Regions from separate parts of the Mus musculus genome. Here region 1 is linked to region 2. Evidence: chromatin loops called from intact Hi-C (ENCODE). Cell type or tissue: left cerebral cortex. All regions are shown on one strand. Links, peaks and the distances in the headings refer to the core of each region. The heading gives the core; the rest is flanking DNA.

Evidence for each region. Peaks named below come from ENCODE experiments on the same cell type or tissue, not always from the same donor. Only the 100,000 strongest peaks of a DNase experiment are listed, where the experiment ranks them.
Region 1: a loop joins it to region 2, with 9 times the contacts of the local background. A loop is called at or near these places in 16 of 42 quality-filtered maps.

What each region holds. Positions count from the first base shown.
Region 1 is chr9:92,143,049-92,151,393 of GRCm38, forward strand. Gm46147 (a long non-coding RNA gene) reads right to left here. Exons shown (of 3, transcript XR_001779352.2): 3 at 1-1,170. Among named protein-coding and RNA genes, the nearest start is that of Gm46147, 28 kb to the right of the region's middle. In left cerebral cortex, for the core only: a CTCF peak has its summit at 4,698 (motif pointing right); a DNase peak (open chromatin) is centred at 4,702.
Region 2 is chr9:92,203,305-92,211,649 of GRCm38, forward strand. Plscr5 (phospholipid scramblase family, member 5) reads left to right here. Exons shown (of 8, transcript NM_001195693.2): 3 at 1-32; 4 at 916-1,136; 5 at 2,138-2,299; 6 at 4,492-4,653; 7 at 6,356-6,438; 8 at 6,521-6,930. The coding sequence ends at 6,394. The region is part of intron 3 of Gm31588 (a long non-coding RNA gene); the gene reads right to left. It overlaps Gm31531 (a long non-coding RNA gene), which reads right to left and starts at 4,990. Exons shown (of 3, transcript XR_379706.4): 1 at 4,155-4,990; 2 at 1-95. In left cerebral cortex, for the core only: a CTCF peak has its summit at 4,216 (motif pointing left); a DNase peak (open chromatin) is centred at 4,201; H3K4me3 peaks cover 506 bases.

The DNA.
Region 1 (8,345 bases), core at 248-8,247, 60 kb before region 2:
CACACAGCGGGCTGGGCATTCCCACATTAATCAAGTACCATGAAGATACTCCACAACATTACGCATAGGCCTACCTGATGGAAGAAATGCCTCAAAGTGAGGTTCCTTTTGTTTTTAATTTTCAGCTAGGTCTAGGTTTGTGTCAAATAACAAAACTAACTAGACAGCTACAAATTTGATTAACAGTAGATGGGCATGAATATATTTCAGAAACATTTTCAAACAGAGTGTTGACCGAAGTCCAAGTTTGCAAAACTACATTGAACTCGAATTTCTTTTGACAGTGATCTTTTTCATTCTTATGCACTTAGCTACATTTAGGGATGCTAATAAAAAAGACAAGATCTTAATCAAACGCTCTTGTAGGAGGAAGACTTTGTAGCTGTTAACCTTCGTGTTTGCCTCAGTATATGAAAATGACAAAGGCAGAATTTTAAACAAAATGAGGGACAAACACTTGAAGCCTGATCCTTAAAAGCTCTGCTGGATAGGAAAATCTACTATGAAAAAAAAAAATAAGCCATACTTTACACAGTATTGAAATGATAGTTGCTTAAAATGTCTGCAATTATATAGGATTCAAAAGGGCCACCCCCCACTGTTTTCCATTCAGTGGCTGGGATGCACATGGTTGGATTACCACCTGCAGCGCATGCTAGCGGACAGTATACGCAGCTGTCACCGTAGCCCTATAATTATGAAAGTATCTTTCCACTCTTTTACAATTAGAAGGCCCTGTCTTTCTTTCTCCCACTAGGTAATGTTTTTTGTTGGTATCAAGAGCACCTAACTTCCTCTACTTGTTATGGCACTTGTGTCTCGGTAGAATGTAACCAGTCTGTAGGGCGGAGCACTCATTTCTTCGACATCGTTTTTTGGGCGTTTGAGAAACTTCTATAAAAAAAATAAGCTTGCCCATATCACAGAAGAGTCAGTTCCAACTTGGGTCTTTTCACCAGTCCTCAGCTCTGCTGAACCTACAGGGTGGAAGGAGCCATGATGGTTTGTTCTGGAGAAAGAAGTAAATAGGACTTTTTGAAGGAGACGTGCACTATCACGAGTCCAACTCTCTGCGTAGCTTGGATCTCTGTTTCTGGTTGACTTTCAGCCTTGTGGTGTCTTCATGACTGCAATGGGGCTGTTTCTAATTCTATGCTTGTAACTTACATCCTAAAAGAAAAAAAAATGCCTTTCTCAGCAGTGTAGATAATGTAATCCCCCCCCTTTTTTTTTCTTAAATTTTATTTAATTTTTTAACACTCCAGATTTTATCCTCCCCCACTCCGATCCACCCTCAGACTGTTCCCCATCCCATACCTCCTCCTCACCCCCCTCATCTCCACGAGGATGTTGCTATCTGCTACCCCTCAACCCACCAGACCTCTAAATTCCCTGGGGCCTCCAGTCTCTGAGGATTAGGTGCATCTTCTCTGAATCCAGACCCGGAAGTCCACTGCTGTATCTGTGTTGGGGGACTCATATCAGCTGGTGCATACTGCCTGGTTGGTGGTCCAGTGTCTGAGAGACCTCAGAGGTCCAGGTTAATTGAGACTGCTGGTCCTCCTACAAGGTCTCCCTCCTCCTCAGCTTCTTCCAGCTTTTCCCTATTTCAACCACATGGGTCAGCAGCTTCTGTTCTTTGGTTGGGTGCAAATATTGGCATCTGATCTTTACTGTAACCTTTCTTAAAATAGTCTTGTGATGAAGCAAGTCTGAACACTGATCACCAAGTCCCTCCAAGGCTAGGCTATCAAAGTGTCTGAAGAGCAAATGACTTAGTATGGCAAATGTTGTCTCACCTGAGACATCATAATTTGACAGGTAAGCTACATGCGTCATTTTAAACGTTCTAAGAATATATGAAACTAATAAATTGCATTTAATATGTAATATTTTATGTAAATATATACTTAAATTATTCTCAAAGTGTTATTGACATAATTTATATTGAAACATTTTTCATTTAAGTTGAATTTGGAGTACATTTTCAAAATCTATTGCAACTCTGCAGTGTATCACGATTTAAACAAAAATGCACTTCTTTGGCCTGGGGCAGTCACTTAGTGGGTAAAGGGTTTGTGATACAGAGAAAGGACCTGAGCTCAGATTCCACAAACCACAAGGCTGAAAGCAGGAACACCTGTCTATAATCCAAGCACTCCAGTGGTAAGATGAGAGGCAGGTAGAGACAGAAAGCTCACAGAAGCTCTTGGACACAGGCTGGTACGTGCAAGAGCAAATAACAAGAAGAGAGGCTCTCTCAAGGTGAGAAAGCTGTACCTTCATATGTGCTCTGTGGCACAGATGCACTCCTGAACACACACACACACACACACACACACATGCACACACACACATGTACATACATACACACACACTTATGCACACACAAGCACTATACACACACAGGCATGCAAACAGGCACACACACACGTTCACACTCAGTCTCACAAACACACACAGGCAGAAAGAGAGAGAGAGAGAGAGAGAGAGAGAGAGAGAGAGAGAAAGAGCAGACCCACACACATTTTAAGAATCAATTCTTTGCCTGGCAATGGTGGCACCTGTATTTAATCTCAAGCATTTTCGATGCAGTAGTAGGCAGACCTCTGAGTTTCAGGCCAGCCTGGTTTACAGAGCAAACTCCAGGACAGCCAGCGCTACACAGAGAAACCAGGTCTCAACCAAAACTAAACCAAATAAATAAATAAATAAATAAATAAATAAATAAATAAATAAATAGACAAAAACTAAAGCAAAAAACAAACAAGCAACACTAAAAGAAACCCAGCTCTTCAACCATGCTTGCTCCTTTTCAGCTGCTAACTGTCCTGTGTAGCTACTGGATTTCATGGTAGGCATTCCAGATATACTAGAAGTACAATGTCATGTTGCTCAGAGAAAAACAACTGTTACTGGTGAGCAAAACAAGTCACTCCCTCTAGTTTCCTAATTGGCTCCCTTGTTTTCTATCTTGTGACATCCTCTGCATGGACAGAGTAACCATACTGTTCAACCCAGAAGACAACTACTTAAATACCTTTATCATTTAGTTTCAATTAGTTCATGCAAACAGAACTCACAATTAATTAAATACTTCTGTACACAGCCTCAAAGTTATCCTTTCTAAAACTGAAAGTTTATCGCTTAGTCATCCCTTTCAGAGATGACAGTTTTTTACAGCTATACCAATAGAAACACTGGGAACCTTCTGGCTGACCTTACTGGGTCAGTGGGAAGAGTTCGCTATTGGTCCTTAGTGTCCAGGTTCAAGGATGCTAACCATCTTGCAATGGGCAGAACAGCCTTTCTCTAGCTCAAGAGCAACAGGGAGAAAACATTCGTGACAAATTCTTTTAAAACAAGAAAAAAGAGAAGAAAACAATGTTCAGGTTTGTAGAGTTGGACATCTCTTTCACCGCAACTTTGTAAAAGTGGCATTAAAAAGATACAGGAGGGCCAGGGGTGGTGGCTCATGCCTTTAACCCCAGCACTCAGGAGTCAGAGGCAGGCAGATTTCTGAGTCCGAGGCCAGCATGGTCTACAAAGTGAGTCCCAGGACAGCCAGAGATATACAGATAAACCCTGTCTTGAAAAACAAAATCAAAACAAACAAACAAACAAAAACAGGAGGATAATAATTACCTGACTAGTGCAGGGCTTAAGATCTATAATATATTTTAATACCTCAATCATCCCTTTTCATTTTACCTACAAATAGCAATTTATAAAAGTTTTATTCTATGAGCTATCTAAAATCTAAATCTCATGTAAATCTTGAAAGTAGTAAGTATCTAAATGCTGTACATTGAAGGAATTCTAATTTCAGAATATTGGGTAACTAAAAAAAAAAAATACATGAGGACTATAACTGTTTAAAGTTGTTTAAAGTTTAAAATCCTTAGATTTTTAAAGGCAGCACATGGTTACATGATTTTGCATTAAACTAAATTTTAACTAAACGTCTGAGGTTTAATTCTGAAAAGCATTCATGGAAGAATAAAATGTAAAAATTCACTTTAATGAGAATACCAGCCACATATCTTTTGAAATAACATTTGAATTAATATAACTACATTTAGATTTTTATCACATTTGGAATATGAGCACATATTCAAATAGTAATAAAATTGTACTGTTGCTTTAAGAATTTTTTTAATATTTATTGAATGTACTACCAGTAGCTTCAAAATAAAGCAAATATGATTTTGGATATCAAGAAGTTTTCTTTTCAAGAAGAAAAACCAACGTTTTGAAACTATGAAACAAAATGCATGCTTTATGGGGAAACACAAAACATGACATCTTAATGCCATCTATTGTTTAAAATGGGGTCATGCATTAGAAATAATCTCCAAATTGCGTATAAATAAATAGATGTTGTAACTTGTAGCCACTCTGAAAACACACATACACAGACTCACACATATTCAAACCCTAGACATTTTTTCAAAAATTTATATTACTTGAATAATTTGTTCAATAAAAGGAGAAATTCAGACCTCCAGAAGACAAAGATCAAAATCAATTCGTGGCTCAAAAAATGTAAATTTACTTCGAAGTCTACTACAAATTAATGAGCTTAAATATTGTTTATTTCATTAATTATCAACCTGGGTAGAAACCACACCTCCACTATACAGGCCTCCAAATTAAAAGGTCAAAATAACACTCTAAGACGAAGGTGTGATAGTTCATCTGGCCACAAGATGGAGACATTTCACCATTAAAATGCAAATAAGCCCGCACTAGAGAGTGCCCCCCCCCCTTTAAAGAAAATTCTTAAACATAAAACAAATGCTTTTCTCCCTACCTATCGTAAAATGACTACTAGCAAATCTTCCCTCATAATAAGCTTATTTTATAGCTAATTATACCAATTAAGATACACCAAATGGTTTAGTTTTTGTGTGTATGTGTGTGTGTGTGTGTGTGTGTGTGTTTTTTAACATTTTGACAGTTAATCTAAATCTCCAGTAGGTGCAATTTATTAGTGTTTGGTACAGTTTTATATTGCTAAATACAATCTGAATATAGCAAGCTGCAGCCTCTCCAGATTAATACTAAATTAACATCACACATAACTACTCCCCCAAACACTATCCTAGTGGGATAATTCGCCTGAATGCCTTCTGGACCCCACAGCAGTTCATACTCCTGAGATGTCAAATAGCTCTAGGGTCGGTAGAGAAAGGATTGTGCTTGTGTAGAAACACCTATAATGGACAAATAAGACATTCTCCTGACAACTGAAACAGGTTTCATAAGAAAAATCTTTGTGGGTGATATTACTAAGAGTTAAACATTTAAGTATCCCCCAAATAATTCTATAAAATAGTCTTCAATGAGAATTACCAAGGTTGACCCCAGTACAAAGAATTTAAGAAAATAATTATAAATTAAAAATTATAAATTTCTGAGTTCAAGGCCAGCCTGGTCTACAAAGTGAGTTCCAGGACAGCCAGAGCTATACAGAGAAACCCTGTCTCACTAAGAAAAAAAAAAATCAAAGAATTCAAGGAGTTTAAAGACAAGAGGAATGAACACCAGAACACTGGTGTGAACAAGAAGAGGATAGTAGGGCAGGGAGAGGGTATAAGTGGCTTTGGGGATAGCATTTGAAAGGTAAATGAAGAAAATATCTAATTAAAAAATGCCTTTAATAAGAAAAGAAAAAGAGAATAGTAATAACCTCATGATTGAAGTCCAGAAACCCAAACACAGGGCTCCATAAAAGCAAGAAGGCAAATTCATGATGCCGAAAATGCTATATTACTAATCACTGATCACTAAAGAGATAGAAATACCAACGAAAACTTAAGATGAAAGGAAGATGAAATTGAAATTTTTAATTTTCTATTTAGAAGACACAGAAGAAGTCTTCACGGTAGAATGGGTCTAGCAAAAGGCAGCATATCATCAGAAATTGAAAATAGAGTAGTTGAACCACTCAATTAAAGACTATGATAAATCTTTAAAACACACATGCTGTGAATATGAAGAACTATGGGACATGAAAGAACAAAGCTGAAATAGTTGAAGAAGAATCCTACATTAATAGGCTAGACCATATCTGCAACAGGATAAGAAAACATTAAGAAAAATTAGGAGAAAGATATATCTACAAGGATGGAAGAAGCACAAAGAACACCAAATAGACAAGACCAGAAAAGTAACACCCTGTGGAATATTATGGCTAAACGTTAATATAAAGAACAAAGAATGGTTGCAGATCTGCAACCCTATAGGTGGAACAACATTATGAACTAACCAGTACCCCGGAGCTCTTGACTCTAGCTGCATATGTATCAAAAGATGGCCTAGTCGGCCATCACTGGAAAGAGAGGCCCATTGGACACGAAAACTGTATATGCCCCAGTACAGGGGAACACTAGGGCCAAAAAAAATGGGAATGAGTGGGTAGGGAAGTGGGTGGGAGGGTATGGGGGACTTTTGGGATAGCATTGGAAATGTAATTGAGGAAAATATGTAATAAAAAATATTAATTAAAAAAAATCCCCCCCCCAAAAAAAAGAACAAAGAATGGGCACTCAGAGTTGTGGAAGAAAAGCCATAGTCTCAAATAAAAGAAGCCAAATCAAAATAACACCTGAATTCTCAATCAAGCTTTAAATGTCAGAAGATCCTAAAGCAATGTACTCCAAGATCCAAAAGAACACAAGTCAAGCTAGACTATTTTACCCAGCAAAAGTATCCACCTTAATTGAAAGAAAAAGAATAAATTTCCATGATAAAGATAGAATTAAAAAAATATATATCAACCAAGAAGAACTCCACCAGATGCCACATGGCCTGTGCAGCAGAGCACAGGCAAGATGACCAGCCACATGATGGGAGAGTGGGTCTCACACCTCAGTGGAGAAGCACAGTATAACTGGATCTGGTTGAAGTAGTTTCTTGGGGTGAGGGAGTTTGCAAAGGCAGAGGGTGAATAAAAGGAACAAAGAGATAAGGGACAAAGATGATGCGACACTCATTAAAAAAAAAAAAAAAAGAAGTAACAAGTTCACAGGATACAGAATATACTCCTTAGACAAAATGCATTTTATTTGACCAAGTTTCATGTAGTTCATGTAGTTATTTAAATTTGACTCTAAGACTTTAATAAAAATTTGAACCCCAAATATTTAAAAAAATAACCTCAAATTTTAAAAAAATTACGTCCATCAAACCAACCCCAAGAGGGTCAGACCCCTACTGCTGCTGTAGCATCAAAAACATATAAAAGGACTTCAAGACACAGATTAACTTCAATTCTATAATAGTAAGTGATTTCAGTATTTCACTTTCTTTAATAGAAAGGTCCTCTGGATAGATAATAAAAAGAGGTGTATCGTTTTATGAAATCATACATCAAAGGGATCTAACAATTATCTACAAAATATTTCTCCCAAAGACCAGAAAAAAAATTCTACTCAGCAGCCCATGAATGCTTCTCTAAAATTGAACATATATTGAGATACAAAACAAATCTCAAAATATAAGAAAAAAAAAACTGGTAACACATATCCTATCTCAATATGATGCAAAAAAAGCTTAAGATAAAACAGAATCTCCAGAAATTATATGAAGTCACGAAAATTAAAGAATACAGTGCCAAATAACAAAATGGCTCCAAGAAAATTTCAAGAAAAAACAATGTTAAATACCAAGGGGAAGAAAAATAAAGTAATAATTAAAAAAAAAAAAAAAGACACATGAAGGCTTTGGGACACAGTCCTAGGAGGGAAACATATGTCATTAAACCCTGTTTTCAAAATTAGAAAGTACAGATAAGCAAGTTCATCATGTAACTCAAGCCTTTGGAAAAACGAGAGCAAGTCAAACCCAACCCCGTAGTTGAGAAGAAAAACAGGAACAGAAAAGGCAGAAATCAATAAAATAAAAGCAAAATTAGCCTTAAAAACACCAAGAAAACTCAAACTGATAAAATCGCAGAGGGACAAAGAAACATTACAACAAACACCAAGGAAATTTAGGACACTACAATGGAATATTTAAAACCTGTATTTAAAAAAAATCTAAAAGCAAATAACAAGTTCCTTGATGAATTACCAAATCAATTCAAGAAGATATCTATAGCTTAAGCACACTCATGACAAATAAGGATATTAAAACAAGAAAAAGAAAGTTTTACAGCGTGGGAAAAATAAAATACAATCCAGATGGATTTAAAGTGGAATTCTACCAGGTTTTCACAAAAGAACTACAACCAATTATCCTCAAGTCATTCCAAAACAAAAAGAAACATAAAACAACAACAACAACAACAAAAAGCCCAAAATAGAAACAGTACTCCCAAACCCCTACAAAGCCAGCATTAC
Region 2 (8,345 bases), core at 256-8,255:
AATCATCCATCAGCAGGTGGAACTTCTTGGGAGTAAGTACATCAGATTCTGCACTTATTAAAACTCCTGAAAAGGCTGCCGTGTTCAGAAGTTTCCTTACATGGAAAATGTTATAAGCAACGTACAGAATTAGACCAAATGACTGCTAGACCTATTTTTCAACCAAATCTAAATGTATTAATCTTAAAGAAACTATAAGTATGAAAATAAGTCTTTGATAACAGTGACATTTAAATTTTAATAAATTTAATCTTGAAGTGATAAGCAATAATTAATATCCCACAGATATTAATCACTAAAATTCCTTAACATTCTAATAAGGGAAGTCACAGTTGAGGTCATATTAAAATTTCTTCGACACAAATGCTATTGTTTCCTTGCTTCCCAGTTGACTCAACAAAATATGCACACAATTTATCTATAGGAAAGTGTGTAAGGATGATTAATTAAATTTGCAATTGCTTGAGTGCTTTTTGTTTATAAGATCTTATATTACTTCAATATATATCAGAAGGAAAGTAGTTGGCCAGCATTACTACTGCGGATGTTAAGAGAAATTGTAGATACAGTAATAAATGGCACTGTGAATTGTCCCAATAACTTGCAGAAAAATAATAGAGTTCTTATCTGAGCAATGAGTCCAACCCTACACATTCTGTCCTATGGTTGAAAGGTGGTGGACCATGTTTGTTCATAGTTCTAGAATAAATTTAGCTGTTCGTTTTGGTCCCAGGCTTTGCTTTGATTCCTGAGGCTATGTCATCAAAGTTTAGAACATAGAAACAGATGTGAATGAAGCTGAGACTATCAGCTCAGTAACTCTGCCATGACTCTATGTTCTATTAATACTCCTTGACTTTTGACAAGTGGTGATACCAATCAAAGCATGTCTTCATAAGATGTGTTTCGCGACAGTGATCCTCGGCACTGAGACCTCCAACAAATATGAGATCAAAAACAGCTTGGGACAAAGAATTTACTTTGCGGTGGAAGAAAGCATCTGTTTTAATCGTAATGTGTGTTCCACGCTGCGAGCCTGCACCCTGAGGATCACAGACAACTCGGGTCGAGAGGTGATTACAGTGAACAGGCCCCTAAGGTGTAACAGCTGTTGGTGCCCCTGCTACCTACAAGAGGTTGGTCACTGCCCCTCAGCATCTTCTCTTTTTAAGTTTATTCCTTTAAATGGCACTCATCTGGAACTACAAGACAGTAAACCTTACAGTTGTTTGAATTTATATCTTCCTTTTTAGGGTAAGGAAAACATGAAGATTTTGTGAGTCACTGTTTCCATTTGTAACCTGAAACTCTGGTAGCTACCATGAGATTAAACGGTAAAATCAGCTCATGCATCCTATAAACGAGACAGCCTCCTGGCTTGTGTATTATCCAAATAATTGTAATGGCTACAGTTCTCACCACTACACAAATACATCTTCAGCAGTAGCAATGCCAGGAGAGGCCATGACACTTAACCTTGTCCACTGTGTCCTCTCCCCTGTGTGTTATTATACTCAGAATGATACCAAGTATTTGCACATTTAATAAACCCATGGTATGCAACAGAGTGACTTTATTTTAAAACATAATTGATTGTCATTTTTAGTAGAATTTTAATAACTCTCATTGACGTAGACTTAATTTGATCTGATATCTCTGTAAGCTAGAAGAATGTGGTTTTGTCCTCCATTCTGCAGAATACACACACACACACACACACACACACACACACACACACATATATATATATATATATATATATATATATATATATATATGTATGTATGTATATACATATATATATATGTATGTATATATATACATATATATATATACACATACATATATACAGATATATATACATATACATGGAAAATGCTAAATATATCAGTGAAATGAATTTTTATCATTTTCATGACAAAATACAAAACCTCAGAGGAAATTGTCACCCTGCATACTAATACAAAATGTCAGAAGAAAATACTGCTTTGCATCCTAGAAACATATATGTACAATGGCTTTTACAATACAACAGTTATTTCATAACATATATTATATAGATATATGTTGATATTCTTCTGTGATTAATGAATTATAACTGTAGAAAATCTGATTTTATTACTATTTTGTCTTACAGCTAGAAATCCAAGCCCCTCCTGGTACTATAGTTGGTTATGTTGCACAGAAGTGGGGCCCTTTTCAGCCCAAATTCACAATTCAAAATGCAAACAAAGAAGATATTTTGAAAATCATTGGTCCCTGCACAACCTGTGGCTGTTTTGGCGATGTGGATTTTGAGGTATGAAAGGCAAAGAACGTTTTGCTTAGGTTCCGAGTTCTTGAAATGCAATTCAATTTATAAGTCATCAAGATCATAATGTACCCCTTAAATACATTTTAAGAATCTCATATTAGTATAATACTCTAATAAATCCTATTTCCATGCTTATAATAATAGCCATCACTCCAGAGATTCTAAGTCCATAGTGTTTAGCAAAACTAATGCTATGACAATATATAGTCCTTAGGCACTTTGTCATAGATCACTGCAATATTACTAAAAGAAGTTTAATTTGTTAAAATTAAAATAAGAATTATAAAATTAAAATTCTTGGCATATTTTGTAAATACAGTGATAAACTACTATATCTCCTTACCTAAAAGAGTAAATCTCTTGTTATTTTCAGCTTAAGTCTTTAAGCATAAGGCATATTTTATATATATGTATATGTGTGTGTGTGTGTCAGACAGACAGACAGACAGACAGAGACAATATCGTTTTAACATTACATATCTTGTAGTTGTTGAAAGTCACGGTAGTTCTATGTTTGATGAACTTGATTCGTAGGGAGTTAAAGCACATGTGGGACAGAGAGAATATGCATATTATCTTTGCCCTTTTCTGTTGACCTGCTTGTATGGACATTTAACCCCATTCAGGTCTCATTTCAGAAGCATACTCCACTAGAGTGTCACTATATAAAGCTATGTATGTAAGATGTGCTAAGTTTGTTTCATAAAATAATGTACTTGTAGGTTGAGGGAACTGAATATTAACATGAACCATTGCAAATTTAGCCTGTAACAGCATATGCTCTTGCAACAGATTATCCTGAGTGTACATCAAAGGCAAGGAGAATTTACATTCAAAGCATCCGTTTTCATTATTCAAACATATCCCACCTATGTCTGTCTCCACAACTTCTGAAGGAGTCTCTAGACACCAAGAATACAGACTCTGTCCTAATCCCAGTATTCTGAAAGGATGTCACACAGCTTCTTAATACTATGGTTGAGTAGATTTTAGCATTAGGGTCTAGTATTCATGCTATAACTACGTCCTAAGAAACTTTCCCTATTTTTTATTTTATATCACCATACAGAAAGTGAAGCTTCATATTAAATAACTGTCAGAATGATAAACAGGATTAAGAAATAAATTGTTGGGCTGGAGTGATGGCTCAGTGGGTATGAGCACTGACTGCTCTTTCGAAGGTCCTGAGTTCAAATCTCTGCAACGACATGGTGGCTTACAACCACCTGTAATGAGATCTGACGTCCTCTTCTGGTGTGTCTGAAGACAGCTTAGATATAATGCTTAGATATAATAATAAATAAATCTTTGGGCCTGAGCGAGAGGGGCCGACCAGAGTGAGTGGGGTTGACCAGAGCGAGCAGAAGTCCTAATTCAATTCTCAACAACCACATGAAGGTTCACAACCATCTGTACAGCTACATTATACTCATATACATGAAAAATAAATAGATAAATAAATCTTCAAAAAAGAAAAAGTAAAGAAATTGTTGATAAGTCAGGTGTAGTTCTCCCATTTAATGGTAGACTTCAGTATTTATACACTAGCTCAAAGTGACTTATAGTACGTAGGACTGGTTAGAAGAGAGTAAGTTAACAAAGGTTTTAGTATAAGATAAAAATGTGGTTTGACAATGTATTATTTTTAATCATTTTAATAATTACATAATTGATAAATTATTAAAGTTTATTAATTATACCTAGAAATAATTCATTCAAATAATTTTAAATATCTGTGCACATGTAAGCATATGCACACACACACAGTATATGTATTTTCCATACATATTTTATCGTAGCAAACTCTGGCTTAAAATTTGAATATAGGCAAAGACATTACCTTCCTTCGTGCTTAGCAATAAAACTAAGAGATGCATGTGCTGCCATCTTGTGGCTGTCTGACCTTAATTATTTACTCCATCTGCATAGAAAATGAAAATGAAAACAAATTATAGTGATCCAGAAACTGTGGTAGCCTGAAGTTCTCGACTACTGTGGAGGTGAATATCCACACGCAGGAGCAAACAACATAGGGTTGCCATTTGGGGGTGGTGACTAATAAAACAGTTCAAAGTTATCATGAGAAAAACATACCAAAAAATGTCAACCACCTTTTTTTTTAATCTGCATTATCATGCTTATCTATTATTATCATTATCGTTATTAATTTTGCAAAGGTGAAAACTGTTGATGAGAAGGTTACAATTGGGAAGATCTCCAAGTACTGGTCGGGATTTGTCAATGACGTGTTCACAAACGCTGACAACTTTGGGATCCATGTTCCAGCAGATCTCGACGTGACACTCAAAGCAGCGATGATTGGTGCTTGCTTTCTCTTTGTAAGTTTGATCTAAGCTGTGTGGATGAGTTTGCCCTTACAAGCCAGACTGTATAGAGCAGATCCTCCTCCACAGCTTGATCTGCAGGGGCTGCTTTGCACACAGAGGCATTTTAAAATATGATCGTCCTCCTTTGGAAATCAGAATATAGAGGTTTGTGTTTTATTCATGCTGGGAACATGGGAGTCAAGGAACATCTTTGCCAAAATATTTGACTCACTCCTGCCTAAGGTCTCCCCCATCATGAATGTTTTGAACTCACAGAATCATGTGTTTTGTTTTGTTTTGTCAAGCAAACCAAAACATTTCTTTTCATTCTGTTGTCCAGGATTTCAGACCTCAAGCCTAACAATTACTTTAAACTATGCTGCTGTTGAATAAAGTCAGCTCCATTATTGTGTCTACTTAGTAAAAAAAAAAAAAAATAATAACTGAAACTAATGCCATAGTTTAATCTTTGATGGTCACAGAGAGCTAAACATAAACACCAAATATTTATTATTCTATTTCTCATTCTCTTTCACTCATAATAATTTATCACTTCCTGCTTGCCTTTCCCATTTTTGGTCATCCCATAGTTCAGTATTAACCTTTCAACACAAACACATACACAATTTACACATATACACACATTCACACATGCACACACACACATTCACACAGAGAGAATAAACACACACACACACACACACAACAAAGACAAGCACATATAGAGGCATACACTTATGCACACACATTGAAAAACACAATCTCACACAAGCACACATTCACATACCCTGTCTCTTGGGTGTTTATTAGATCTTTCTGATCAAGTTTTTCACTTAATTTTCATAATAAAATTTGCATCTGTCATCTTCTCTACTGACCTACTTCGCCAACAAGTTGCTGCCAAGATGGTATTGGTAGACACTAGCTGTTTTCTGGATCTTAAACCTTTGTGATTTTTCTGTTCATTTATTTTTAGAAACCTTCTAAATATTTGTGTGTTAACAAGGGTGTTTCCCCATCCTTGCCTCGTTCTTTTAGAGATTAGTGTGATTTAGAAGGTTGATTAGATTTCACTCAGTATATCATATATCATACAATCTCTGCATGACATTCAAGCCTGTAGGGTCTCAGCTCTTACCAAGCCAGTGCCTGAACATGACATTGAAAAAGTTCTCTGTGCTCAATAAACTCAAATGAAGACTGATCTAGATAGTTCCCCAGTTCTATGAGTGGGTAGCTTTTAAACTCTAGCAGCTAAGAGACTCATATACTTAACTGACAATAGAAACAACTCCCACCAATTTTGTCAAACCATAACTTTCTGAAACCTTTGCAATTTTCCCAGTATATATTTTGAGGCCACTTCTCAAATGTATCTCTAAGGTAAATTACAAGCATTTTGAAGGTGATGCCTTTTATAACATCTTCCTCTGCCTTACGTTTACAATTGAATTTTACAGATTGATCACCCTAAAATTTTGATTGGTGCTATTAGGATTACTTATGTTAACGTTGATTACATATTTAAAATTCAACATGTGAGAATCATGAAACTTAAAACATTATAGTTTTTATTCTTCCAATAAATCATGCATTGCTGAAACACGACTGGGAACACTGTAGCTTCACATGCTCAAAGCTGGCATGCCAAGCTCTTGATCCGAATTGTTGCCTCTTTTATAAATGTATTCATACTCAGTTTATTTATTTGTAGGATTTTATGTTCTTTGAACATTCACTTGCTGGATTATAACAAGCTCGATGACGAAAACAATAAAATATGCAAAACGCATTTCGGTAAGGAAAAGGCAAGTTTAAATGACTTCCTTTGAAGCTGTCTATGTTTGACACAATCTAATTCTTTTTCATTTTCTTCTAGATGTCCCTTGGGCTCTGAGTTTTATTTCAGGATGGTCTGAGTATTTGATTTTTGTATAACTAAATGTGAATTATTATATTTATTAGAACACTGTTTAATGAGACAATTACCTGGTTTTGAATGCATGGTAGCTAAATACGCAATTACTAGTGTGAGTCCAAGGTTACTGTGAGAGATTACCATTCTCTCTTTATTCTTTTGAAGTCACTGCAATGGGAAGCATGAAAGATGAGAGCTAAGGCTTGCAGCATCACTGATGGGAATTCAGTGTTTAGAGAACACTTTGAAGTGTTGCTGGTACTACGGGTGGTTGCTAATCAAAAGACTTGAATTTCTAAAATATCTTTTCAAATGTAGCTCCTTTTGACTTTCTTAATTTTATTTCTTCTTTTTAAATTCTCATGTATTCTTAACGAATTAAAGAATAAGCCTTATTTTATAACACACTTTTCATATTCTCTGAGAAACAATCTGACATTTCTGAGATGATTTTAAATTTTCTTGTTGTAGTAAATATATTTTACTTATATTGGGAAAGTTGGAGACTGGGTAAATAATATGTGTAAGGATCGGAGAAAAGATGGATACCTTCCATTTGTTCAAGTAGCAGAGGCACAGTTATATTCCATAAGGCAATTAACTAAAGCACCAAGCAGATTCATGCCAGAAATTTAAATAGCCATATAGATAGACGCTAAATTAGTGAGAGCAGTCTGCTCTACCAGGATTTTATCTGACTACTATGAAGTCTCTGCCAGTTAAGGGATCTGAGACATCAAAATGACAAATGGAAAACAAACGAAAGCAAAAGAGTCAGAACCTGAGTCCCTGAAGCAGTGCAGATGTAAGAACACACAGTAAATGGAAACACTTCAGAATTAATACCGTGCTGGCGAGCATCCCTGATTCCCACACCCCACTCTTCCATACGCCTCCAAAGCTCTGTAGTCAGGCCCCTCCTCCTGAACATTCCTAAACAGGGCTGAACTGGGGAATCAATGTTCATATACACAAACCTATGGAGGACATTCTCACCCAAACCACCACTTGAGTTCAAGGCCACACTGAGCTACAAAATCAAGTCCCATCTCAACCTCACCGCCACCCCCCAATGAAATTTCTTAATTGTACTGAAGCTAGTGTTCAGTAGCTAATCTTTAGTAATTTTATTAACGATATCCCACATTGTTTTGCTGATATTTATACTTTTGCAAAAATCAGTCTTTGTTTGATTAAATATGTTTAAAACTGGTTTTAATTGTTACCCACAGAAATGATAAGAAATCAACCAGATCTCTCCAAGAAGGGCTAGAGTTTTGTATTTCCAGACCCAGGAAGGAAAGTAATTCAGTATAAATAAACAGAGCTGTTCGTTTAAACATAGAGGAAAAGAGCTTAGCAAGAGATAAGAGCATTTACAAAATAGAATTCTTGCCAATTCAAAAAGGAAAGCACAAAGTCTGTGAGTCAAACATGCTTGGCAAGTCTGATAAACACAGGACGACTGTGGCTGGAGTATAATCATCAAGTGGAGGGACAATGCCAATAGGTTCTAACAGAGTATTCTTTATAACCCATAAAACCTTGAAACGAAAATCTAAAACCTTCCTATGATCCACCAGTGTTTCTCTATGAAGAAGTTCTAACTGGTGCACTGATACGTGCCGATAATCTTCGTACTAGGGAAACAGGAGAACCTGAAGTTTGGAGCAAATGTATGACAGAAAACTCAAGACAATCATCCAATCAGTACCATAATCATCAAAATAGATAGGGAGATGCAATCACATTGTCGAAGGTAGTGGTATAGTGAACACAGTACTCC